Regions from separate parts of the Homo sapiens genome. Here region 1 is linked to region 2. Evidence: chromatin contacts called from ENCODE Hi-C or POLR2A ChIA-PET data. All regions are on one chromosome and are shown on one strand. The core of a region is the stretch at or near the end of the contact, and the rest is flanking DNA. Distances in the headings are between cores, read along the strand shown. Region 1 overlaps RAB30 (RAB30, member RAS oncogene family). Region 2 overlaps RAB30 (RAB30, member RAS oncogene family).

Region 1 (6,368 bases), core at 2,658-5,157, 37 kb after region 2:
TCATCTGCATCGAACTTTGAAACGCCCCACTTCTTTCAGATGTGGATCTTCTGGTGACCAGGGAACTTGAACTTGGCCCTGTGGAGGGCCTCAATCACATGCTCCTGGTTCTATAGCTTGATGTGGATAGACAAGACAACTTGGCCAGTATGAACCCTGATCAAGGCTCCTTGAGGCTTTCCAAAGGCACCTCCACTGTCTGGAGCCTACACTGGGGACAGTACAAGGTCAGAGACATAAACATATATTAGAAAGGGCTGTCTCCAAGGTCCTTTAGAGCAACCCATACAAGAAACAGGCTGCATACACTACCAAGGAAGCTGCTGTTTGCAGCTATTGAACACCAGGCCCCAAAGAGGAAAGGAACTAGGTCGGCTTAATTGGTTGCAGAAAAATCAGTCTTACTGAGATGTTGGTTACGTTCTGTTTCTTAATCTGGATACTGGTTACCCTGATGTGTTCAGTTTGTGAACTTTATTAAGCTAAAAAAAAAAAAAGTTTTTATAAACTTTTTAACTTTAAAACTTTTTTTAAAAAGTTTTTAACCTAGGCCATGTGCAGTGGCTCATGCCTATAATCCCAGCACTTTAGGAGGCTGAGCTGGGTAGATTTCACTTGAGGCTAGAAGTGTGAGACCAGCCTGGCCAACATGGTGAAACACTGTCTCTAGTAAAAATACAAAAATTAGACAGGTGTGGTGGCACATGCCTGTAATCTCAGCTACTCAGGAGGCTGAGGCAGGAGAATCGCTTGAACCCGGGAGGTGGAGGTTGCAGTGACCACTGCACTCCAGCCTGGGCAACAGAGTGAGACTCTGTCTCAAAAAAAAAAAAAAAAAAATTAGTTTTTAACTTAGAATCACCACTCCTCTACTATTTGTTCAGTTTTTAAAGAGTAACTCAAGAAAACTATATATTCCTTCAGGCAGGGAACACGCCTTACCATTCTTTTAGATCCCCATAGCACTAAATCAGACTAGATATACAATAGGTATCTAATGAATATATGTTGATGTGATTGGAAGGATGCTAACACCAAATGTCGAGACTTAAAACAAATCTAGGCCAGTTGCAGTGGCTCATGCCTGTAATCCTAGCACTTTGGGAGGCCAAGGTGGGTGGATTGCCTGAGCTCAGGAGTTCAAGACCAGCCTGGGCAATACGGTGAAACCCCATCTCTACTAAAAAAAATACAAAAAATTAGCTGGGTGTGGCGGCACACACCTGTAATCCTAGCTACTCGGGAGGCTGAGGCAGAATTGTTTGAACCCAGGAGGCAGAGGTTGCAGTGAGCCAAGATGCACCACTGCACTCCAGCCTGGGCAACAGAGCGAGACTCCATCTCCAAAAAAAACAAAAACAAAAAAACCCACAAATCTTTCTCTAGGAAATGGCAACTTCATGACTACAAAATCTGGCAGCCCCCACTTTAGGCAGTGATTCCACTTAGCATCACTAATGATCTGGACAAACTAAAATTATGTGCCTCCTTTTGTGATGATATGGGAAATATACAACCTCAGCTTTAGAATTCTTGCCCAAAATATTTAACCTGTATATAATCATGTAGAAATAATTATACAAATTCAGATTGTGAGATATTGTTAAGAAAACAGATCTGGAATCTTAAAAATATCATAAAACACAAATAAGCAGGGAGACTCCTATAGATTTAGAGACTAAAGAGGTAAAACAACTACATTTAATGTGTAATCTTGTTTGGATCCTGGATTAAAAACGAACCAACAGTTATAATGATTAACATTACAACATTAACATTATTATTAACGGTATTTGGACAATATGGGTATGATAGATTGCAAAAATGGCTGTGATTGTTCATGCCCCTGTATCCATGCCCTTGAGCAATATGACTTTGCAGTTATTCCCATCAAGAGGAGCATGTGACTTGCTTTGACCAAAAGATTGCAGAAGTGATGCTGTGCCAATTCCAAGCCTAGGCCTTAAAAGGCTTTGCACTCTTCCACTCTCTTAGAACCTTCCCATAAGCCATGGAAACAAGCCTGTTCTAGCCTGTTCTAGACCCCTCTAGAGCAAAGAAAAGCCATCCAAACTGAGGCCGACTTAGACCAGCCAGCTCCTAGTCAGTCCAGCAGCTGACTCCAGAGGTATAAAGGAGCCCAGTTGATCAGCTGAGCCTAATCCACATTAGAAGAACCACCCAACTGGCCCGTGGAATTATGAGCACTAATAAACTGTGGTGGTTTTAAGCCACTAAGTTTTGACATGATTTGTTTATCAGCTAGCTGATCAAAGGCAAAATTTAAATGTGGACTCTATTAGATGACATAATGGAATCAATATTAAATTTCTAAGGCATGATAATGGTATTGTGAAGAAGAATATCCCCCTTACACTTAGGAGAATACTGATATATTTAGAGATAAAGGATCATGATGTCTGCCCTACCCCCTAGTGTAAATATGCATTTATAAAGAAAGATAAATCACATGTGGCAAAATGTTAGCAATTGGTAAACCTAAGTAAAGGGTTTTTTGGTTGTCCTTTGTATTAATATGTTTGTTTTAAATTTTTCAAAATAAAAAATTAGATAGAAAAAAAACCACACACCTCTATTTACCCCATAACACAGCAAGTTACCGTGCAGTGAACAGATCCTTTCCATCTCCCACCCCCTGACCCTTTTTACTGGAGGAAACACTACTACTGCTGAGTGGGGAGGGAAGTAGATATAAAGTGCAGTAAACCAGGGTTATATTATGATATAGTTAAATGAAAGACTCATTAATAGTTAAGAAATGTTTAAAGGTAGATGTTAACAGCAAGCAGCCATTAAGGTTTTCTTCCTAATATAATCAGAAGAAAAATTTGTGTAGGGTTGGATGGGACTTGAAAAGAACAAAGCTTTGGCAAGAAACGTGGGCAGGTCTTTGAATTATTTTTTGTTGGAAAACAAATATTCCTGTGTTTCTCTATTTTAAGAGATTTCTCAAACACCTGCAAATGAGAAGGGTATCTTGTATTCATCTCTACCCCCTGAAAATCCCTAAAGAATCTTACCAATATAACCAAAATCTGTTTATTCACAACCTAATGAAAGCCTTCTTTATTTAATTTGGATTTTCCCTCAAGGGATATGCAGCAATTATTAACGCTGTATATTGACTTATGTGAACAAACCCAGAGGCCTAGGTTCAAAGGATATGGCTTTCTGAACTAAAATCTAAGGACTTCAGCTTTATTATGCCATATAGAAAAATTCCACTTAGAGTGAATGGCAAACAAAGCCCATTCTCTATATAAAAAACAGTAATCCAGGTAGGAAGATTTTTTTTTTAGAAATATCACTACAAGTCTGTTCAAAGATCTTTGAACTTCGAAAAAGTCCAGAGCAATCCCATGTATTACCATTGTCAGATGAGAAAAACATTCAACTTATATAAGAAAGAGAAGAAAATATTGCCAGGTACTCTACATTTAATGAGTTGGTTGTTCTCGTTCATCAGAACTGAAAAATAAATGCAGCAAAGAATTTGTTTTAGGCATCATTGGGCTCAAAGCCAAATCCACCCCTCATTTTTCTTACAGAATTCCTTGATTTTTTAGCCCACAAACCCCAGGATGCTTCAGAATATAGTTTGAAACTATAGCTTTAAATTAAAATGGCTGTGCAAAAGGCAGGTACCACATACAGAGAGAATCTTCCAGTTATCTCTACAAACTTCATCAGATTCAGAGAAACCAAGCAGGCTATCAGGTCTTCAAGGAATCTTTGATGTTCAAAGAGAATTTTACTGTATACATTAATTCTCAAAAATGTTCAGGGGCACTGTAAAAACAACTGCAGGGCAATAGGCTTTCCTAGCCGAAATCTGCACATTAGCCTATCTCATGAAAGGACTAGCCGTCAGCAGACCTAGACATGGTCTAACACAGACACTGAACTCCCATTGACTCATCACCGGAAGTGTCAACTGTTTAAAGAAGGGTGGATTACTCATTTATTCATTTATTCTGTAAACATTTTTTTTTATAGAGACGAGGTCTCCCTTTGTCACCCAGCCTCCCAAGCAACTGAAACTACAGGCATCCACAACTGTGCCCATATATATATTTTTTTTCCTAGAGATAAGATCTTGCCATCTTGCCCAAGCTGGTCTCGAACTCCTGAGCTAAAACGACCCTCCTGCCTTGACCTCCCAAAGTGCTAGCATTACAGGCATGAGCTACCACACCCAGCTCTGTAAACATTTATTGAACAAATTGTATATGCCAAGCCCAGAGTAGGAAAACACAGATTAAAAGGGCATACCCACTGCCCACCAGGAGGTCGCAAATGAATGGAGAAGCACAATCCAAGCACTTAGTCAAACTGCAATAAACAGCCTTGCCACGGTTAAGCACTTGAGCCTAGATCCTGACTCTACCACTTATTGGCTTGGTGGCTTTGGACAAAATTGACTTAACCTGTACAAGTTTTGTCTCCTCAGCTGTAAAATGGGTATGGTAAACCTATTACATTGAGTTACTGTCAGAACTGAGATTACGTATATGACTATACATATTATAGTAACTTTAGGTAAATGTTGGCTATAATTATTAATCTTTGTTATTATCTGAGTGGTTACACTAGGTATCTAAAATCCACCCTGAGATTCTAATAATTAGCTGTGTGACCCAGAGTAAGTAATTTAAAATCTCTGGGTTTCATGCTCTTCATTTGTTAAATGAGAGGTTATAGCTAAGTGATCCTAAAATCTCTTCAAGCTCTGGAATATTAAAAGGCTCTATGATTGATCTTACATGGTTTCATATATGTCTCAATGACACTGCTCAGATAAACTGGTGAAACAAAGCAACTGCCAAATAAATCACCTTTCTTCAGTAGTTGTCTGAATCTTTCATTTTACTTCCTTTAACCTCATTACTTACCCAGGCATATATGGGATATACTAAGCTGACTGAGAGCTAAGGCTTTGTTGTACCAAATTGTGCATCCTTAATCCCAAACACCGTCCTGGAAAGTGATAGGCACCCAGTGTCTTAAAATTAAGATTCATACTTCCCTCGGGACCAAAGCTATACATATGCAAGGTGAGTGGACACTCTGAGGTGTAGGCCTGACCTCTAGGGATCCTTTTCTAAGTGTCACCACTTAGAAAAAGGGCTGGAGAGGTATTCCACCCTTTGGCCTTCAGTTTCCTCATTGGTAAAATGAAGGGAATCTATTAGATCAGGGGTTGGCAAACTATGGCTCATAGGCCAAATCCAGCCTATATCTCTACCCCCAGCTTAGAATAATTTTTACTTTTTTTTTTTTAAGAGACAGGGTCTCACTCTATTGCCCAGGCTTCAGTGCAGTGGCGTGATCATAGCTCACTGCATCCCTGAACTCCTGGGTTCAAGCCATCTCCCCACCTTAGTCTCCTGAGTAGCTACAACTACAGGTGTGTACCACCATACCCAGCTAATTTATTTTTATTTTGTAGAGACAGGGGTCTCACTTTGTTGCCCAAGCTGGTCTCGAACTCCTGGCGTCAAGTGAACCTCCCCACTTGGCCTGCCAAAGTGCTGGGATTACAGCTGTGAGTCACAGCACCCAGACAATTTTTACATTTTTTAATGATTGCAAAAACAAAGAACAATATGCATCAGAGATCATATGTGGCCCCCAAAGCCTAATATATTTACTTTCTGGACCTTTTAATAGAAACAGCTTGCTGCCTCTGGATTAGATTATCTCTAAAGTCCCTTTAAACCCTGACATTTTAACATTCTAATTCTGCTGGGTTTCCTTGAATTGTGTGATTCCGGCTCTTCACGCAGAGCAGTACCAAGTCTGAAACAATACCAAAGGCACAACAGGAACTCAACTACAATTTGCTAACTGCATAAATGAATTCTGCAGCAGCAACCCTAAGAACTAAATCCTCTACCAAGGGGGCAAGTTGGGTCAATGTGTATCCAGTGACTGCCTAATAAATGCCCCCAGGGTGGACGCCACAATGAGAGGAACAATCTACTCTTATTGGCCTTTTGGATGACGGTGGCACCTGGAAAGGCCTGGAGCTCAGATAACCAGGATTAAAACTCACCTTGTTCCACCAAATAAAAAAATACATGTAGCCATCCCCTGAACAAACCCCTTGGGCAAATTATAAAGCTATCTAGAAAGAGCTATCAGAAACACAGATCATCTAAACTGATCATCTTAATAGCCATGGACCCAAGAGAATAAATTCCATCCACAATAAGGCATATAGAATAATTTAGCTCACAACATTATTTCTTTTTCCCTCTATTGTTGTTAAAAATACACGATACCAAAACAAGGAATTCAAATATTTATGTCAGGGCAACAAGCCAAGGAAAGTCTTGAGTATATGA
Region 2 (5,773 bases), core at 2,104-4,603:
CTATCCTTAAGGACAAAGACTGTACCTCAACAAGACACCTGTCTCTGCTTGTCCCACTGCTGTGTTCAGTAAGTGTACACTGAATTGAAAGCCTTTCATCCATCTTTCCGCCTAACAAGGTTCTGTCCCTGGAAGCTCATTATTGCTTAATTACTAGGAGGCAATTACTAACCATTACTATAATCAACTGCTACAAGCTCACTTGCTTTACATCAGCTGCTAATTTCATGTTATTGCAAGTTAATTATTCTCCTTGGCCACAAATGTCAAACACCCACCTGTGCTGTGGCTGCTCCTTATTCACCAGACTGTAAACTCCAGCATTTTTACATTGCCCTTTATAGTTTACAAAATTCTTTCACAGACATTATCTAATCTGGACCTCCCAACAACCTCAAGAGAAAGCTCTAATCATTCATTCTGCAAGTGAGGAAACTGAGGGTTTAGGTAATGAAGTGACTTACTTACTCTGACACACTGGTGAGTCACAAGGTGGCCTCTGTATCCTGGCTACCTAGAATTTCTCCTCTGCCAGAACACACTATGTGTCCCCAGGTTCCTGGCCATTTGGACCATGATTTGAACACACTGTGTGCTAGGAACGGTGCTAAATGTTTTCCACATGTAATCTTATTTAATCTTTTCAGTAGGCCATCAAATGGGTATTAATATTCCCATTATACAGATAAGAAAACTGAGGTTCAGAGAGATTAATTAGTTCAAAAATCAAACAGCTAATGAGTAAAAGTGCCTGGATTCAAAACCCAGGTCTTTGTGGAAAAAAATTAAGTTGGAGGTCTGTCTCACTCCTTATACTAAAATAAATTCTGGATGGATTCAAAGTTTGGATCTAAAAAACTGAAGGCATAAAAGTACTAGAAGAAAACATTATATATATACATATATATAAAACCTTAAAGTAGAGAAGGCTTTCTAAGAATTACTCAAAATCAAGGCTATAAAGTAAAAAGGCTGAGAAATTTCACTAAATGTTTCAAAAATTCTGTATGGCAAAACAATAAAAATGAAGAACTGACTGCAATATATATTATTAAGGTCTAATTGATTACATGCATAAAAAGTTCCTACAAAATGAATAAGAAAAATTCAATAACCGACTAGAAAAAATAGGCTAAGGACATGAGCAGATAATTCACAAGAAAGGAATAAAAATAGCACTTACATTTTTTTTTTTAAAAAACTGATCAATCTTACAAAAGTAAATTCAAACTATAGTAAATTTATACTTATAAATTATAATTTTAACTATATGTAGTTATAATAAGAGGCCATTCATCTCAGATTGGCCAAGTTTATCCTGTACTGGTGACACTATGGAGAAATGGGGCACTTGTATACTACTGGTGGGAGGTAAATCAATGCAACCTCTATGGAGAGCACTATTGATTTAAAGCTAAAAACGCTATTACAAACCCTCTGACCCAGCAATTGCACTTCTAGGAATCTATCACATTTATACTCACAAAGGCACATGTAGTAGGATATTTATTACAACAGTATTTGGAATAGCAATTATAAAAACAACCTAAAAGTCCATTAGCAGAAAATGGTTATATAGATTAAGGTAGCCATACAACAATGGACCACCACACAGCCTGCTATGGATATCTGCAAGATGTATTAAATGAAAGAAGCAAGGCAAAGAATGGTGTGTTTACAGTATGAAGAAAGGGCGGGGGCATATGATTCTATATCTGTATAGGCACAAGATATTTTTGGAATGACACAAAAGAAACTGGCAACAGTAGTTGCCCCTGGGGAGGCTATAATATTTAGCTCTTTCTAGGAAAGAAGATAACCTCCAACTCTTAAATTATACTCTGCCTTTTTATTCAGTCTATAGTAGTGCTTCAAAAGCAAGACAGTTTTCCTAATACAGGGAGAGAGGCCCTGTTTAAAAAAAAATCTATTTGGGGTACTCTGTTTCAATCTTTGTGTCTTTCTCTTTGCCCAGCTGCACCCCTTCATGGGACAGGGACCCCAGGAAGGAATGTCCCACCCAGACTCTGGAGTTGCTTTTCCAGTTCATTGTGTGTATCACTGCTTTCTCTAAACCATGTCTCAGCACAGTGAGTCTCTACAAGGAGGATTCATTCTTTCAGACCAACTTCCCTCAAAACCAAGTATCCACAGTATGGCAGCCAAAACCAATGGATCAAACAATAGCTTGCTTGTGTCATGAATAAAAACAAAACTCTCACACATTCTTACAGCTTAGAAATTACTCTCACTTCACTCTGACACAGAACATTTCTGAGGAAGCAGAAGGAGCTCATCTTTTTCTCCCCATTTTACAGAAATGAGATTTGAAACCAAGATAGTGACTTGCCTCAGGCCACGCAGCATGTAAGCAACAGAGCCAGAAGAGCAAACACAGGTCCCCTGACTCCAAATCAGAGCTGCTGCCAGGACAAATAAGATCTGCACATATAAATCTCCATTGGGCAAGGCCACAGACAAAACTGTCAGGGGTGGCTGGCATGAACACATGCCATGGATTGGGGGTGGAGTTAGGAGGAAGGAGCTCAGAAGCAGCCCTTAGAATACTTTTCAAGATATGCAAAAAGTAAAAATGAAAATGAAAAATAAAGCAGGCCTGAGACCTCCATAATACTATTTTCAAAAATCAAGACAATCAAATATTTTATTTTATTCTTCATATATTATGTTTGATATTTTCCTAATTCCTAGAAATACAAAACGGATTTGGGATTCCAAACATGAGAATGATTCCACAAAGCAGCATTTCATCAGCATTAACCCAAGCAAACACCTGAATTATCTTCTGGTGCTCTTTCTGCCATAGTGAGAAGCTGGCCATGGGGAGCATCCCTACACTAAGCACAGATTTGGTTTTCCACATATAGGTGAGAAGAGAAGGGAAGAGGCCACCGCTTAGGACCCACTCAGTTAACTCCCCAGGCGGGGCTAATTTGTTTCGTACCACAGCACCTGGGAGCAGGTGCTTGACAAAGAGGCTCAGATGTGCCTGGAAATACTCCTGCTTTGTTTCCTGGGGGAAGAAAAAGGATACCCTTCCCACTCATCGACCCCCTTCCAAGTTGGAGACTTCTGTCTGCAAAACATGTTTGTTAAACTGCCCTAAAAAAGGCACTTGCAGACCCAACTTGCTGTTTCTGTCTTCTGCACAAGCAGGTGGGGCTCCCTCTGTTGTCCTCCTCCAACAATAAACAATACCACTGCAAAGAGCTCTGGGCTTTGCCCCATTGCCTTCCCCCTTGTATTCTCTAAATCAGGGACCGTGTCTAATCTTTCCTCTGCAGAAGCTTCCCTGCGCCTGCTTGGCTGGACCGGAAGAACCTTCTTATCAGCTTATTCAGTCTCCTCCCACCGGGCTGAACACACAAAGCAGCCTGGCCAGGGAGCCAGAGGTCAGGGCCACGGCTCAGAACTGGGCTCAAGTCTTTCCCCTGATGGTCCTCTGCCCCGGAGATCAGAGGCCTACCAGGAACAGAGATGTCTTCTCCCTGTTGGAAGACTGTCACACTAGGCTGGACCCCTCCTTCAGCTGTTCAGATTCCCTCCTCACTGGAAGCAGGAGAAAAAGTGAGAGGGAAGCAAGTGTCCACATGCTCAGCAACCTGAATAGATGAAGACAAAAAAAGAACTCTCCCAAGTTTGTGACAGGTCCTGTGTCAAGCAAAAGAATGACTACTTGTCTAGAGCTTTACACACACCAGGCCATTATTGCATCCTTGAATCAACCCCATTGGGCAGAATTTCTTACATACTGTTACTATCAATGTTTTTACATCTATAGAGCACTTTTAGTTTCCTAAGTGTTTTCCAGTGCATTATCCTGGCAAATTCCTGTATCATGGCAAATTCTTATGCAGAAGATAGGGTACAAATTTTCCCTCAGCAGGGATGGACGCACACACATGCACACACACTCACACAGCATACCATAACCTATCTGTCACCAAGGCCTGCTTGAATACACCCCTGCTTAACCCCTGTCCCCACTGCACCAACATGGCTCAGGGACTAGTCAGCTCTCCCCCACCCAGCCTACTGTGGACTTCTAACCAGGCTCCCTGCAGCCAGTCTACGAAGTGTTTTCCCAAAAGTGCCAACTAATTATCAGCCTTGAGGATGCAGTTCAACTCCTTAGGTAGGATGGTGTAACAAGGCTCTTCATAATCTGGCCCAAATTCACCTCTCTTCAATTCCCATATACGTTAGACTCCATCACATAACAATGAACCCTGAGCTCCTTAAAGTTGAATTCAACAAGTATTTATTAAAGAAATGGCCAAAAAGCGGGAAACCTTTTTTTTTTTTTTGAGCAGAGTTTCTCATCACCCAGGCTGAAGTACAATGGTGAGATCCCAGCTCACTGCAACCTCCACACCCCAGGTTCAAGCAATTCTGTCTCAGCCTCCCAAGTAGCTGGGATTACAGGCACCCGCCACCATGCCTGGCTAATTTTCATATTTTTAGTAGAGACTGGGTTTCACCATGTTCGCCAGGCTGTTCTCAAACTTCTGACCTCAGGCAATCCGCCCGCCTCGGCCTCCCAAAGTGCTGGAATTACAGGCGTGAGCCACCGCGCCCGGCCAAAAACGGGGAAATTTTTAAGCCAAAATAAGTAGTCTCTTTCAAAGAGTTCCAGATTTCAAAAAGTCTATGAAATCAAGAATTCTGTAACCATGCTGCAGGGTACAGTTTGAGAGCTGGGTGGAAGATGTGGATGTGTAAAATTTAGCAACAGATGGAACCTGAGGGAAATCCTAAAGAAAATATAAATTCTGGGATTTTAATCCCAGGAACAACATGCCCAGGGAGCCAAAAACACCAAAAATAAATAAAATAAAATAAAATAAAATAAAAACAAATAACAAAAGACCAGAGAGGTCCAAACTTATTTCAAGATAAACAGATAAATAAATGGCCACTGGTGTTAACCTACTGAAGGCAGGAATGGCATCCAAACATTAACAGGTGAAGTAGAAAGAGGCACAACTTTCCTCAATAGCAACTTTTCAATACTCATCAAAAGCCTTTCAATACTCATCAAAAGCCTTCACAAGGTCCACACACTTCAACCCAGCAAGAGGAAAATTCTGCTTCTGGGAATTTTCCTACAGAATGCTTCCTAAATGTGCACAAAGATTTACCTATTTACTTACTTTTACTTTCTGTAGAGATGTGGTCTCACTATGTTGTCCAGGCTGGTCTTGAACTCCTGCCCTCAAGTGATCCTCCTGCCTTGGACTTTCAAAGTGCTGGGATTACAGGTGTGGGCCACCACATCTGGCTAAGATGACCCCCAAGATGGAGGGAGAAGTAAAACCTCTATATACCAATAGAGAAGGGCTAACAGAGAAGCCACATGATACAGCATTATGAAATAAATACTTGGACTGGGCGTGGTGGCTTGTGCCTGTTATCCCAGTGCTTTGGGAGGGCAAGAAGGAAGGATCGCTTGAGGCCAGGAGTTTGAGACCAGCCCAGGCAACACAGCAAGACCCAACCTCTACAAGAAATTTAAAAATTAGCCAGGTGTGGTGTCATATGTCTATGCTCCTAGCTACTCAGGAGGCTGATGTGGGAAGATCTCTTGAGCCTAGAAGTTAGGCATTACTGTGAACTGTGATCACGCCATTGCACTCCAGACAGAGTGAAATCCTGTCTCTAAAAAACAAAAATAAATAAATAAATACTTAGAAGGAAATAAATTTTTAAAATTCTTACCTCTGGGTGGTGAGATTATGAATAGCTTATTTCC

The links. Hi-C counts contacts between places; a loop is a spot of excess contacts on that map. ChIA-PET counts read pairs that join two places held with the same protein, here RNA polymerase II (POLR2A). Pooled maps may share reads with other maps.
Region 1: a map of PC-3 shows a loop between it and region 2 (4-fold over the local background). The contact joins two enhancer-like sites. A Hi-C loop is called at or near these places in 16 of 168 maps with a recorded cell type or tissue (B cell, CD8-positive, alpha-beta T cell, K562 and 11 more), 20 of 37 single-sample maps with no recorded cell type and 15 of 50 pooled maps. POLR2A ChIA-PET finds 5 or more read pairs at or near these places in 13 of 52 experiments (A549, AG04449, BJ and 9 more).

Annotation. Positions count from the first base shown.
Region 1 is chr11:83,041,209-83,047,576 of GRCh38, forward strand. All of the region lies in intron 1 of RAB30 (RAB30, member RAS oncogene family), which reads right to left. SNORA70E (small nucleolar RNA, H/ACA box 70E) reads right to left here and starts at 390; the gene lies at 256-390. RefSeq lists an enhancer at 4,056-4,610. Within about 2 kb of position 3,908, at least 3 of the 41 ENCODE cell types and tissues checked have a DNase peak (open chromatin) inside an H3K27ac peak, as active enhancers do.
Region 2 is chr11:83,004,763-83,010,535 of GRCh38, forward strand. All of the region lies in intron 1 of RAB30 (RAB30, member RAS oncogene family), which reads right to left. Among named protein-coding and RNA genes, the nearest start is that of SNORA70E, 34 kb to the right of the region's middle. RefSeq lists an enhancer at 3,105-3,164. Within about 2 kb of position 3,354, at least 20 of the 41 ENCODE cell types and tissues checked have a DNase peak (open chromatin) inside an H3K27ac peak, as active enhancers do.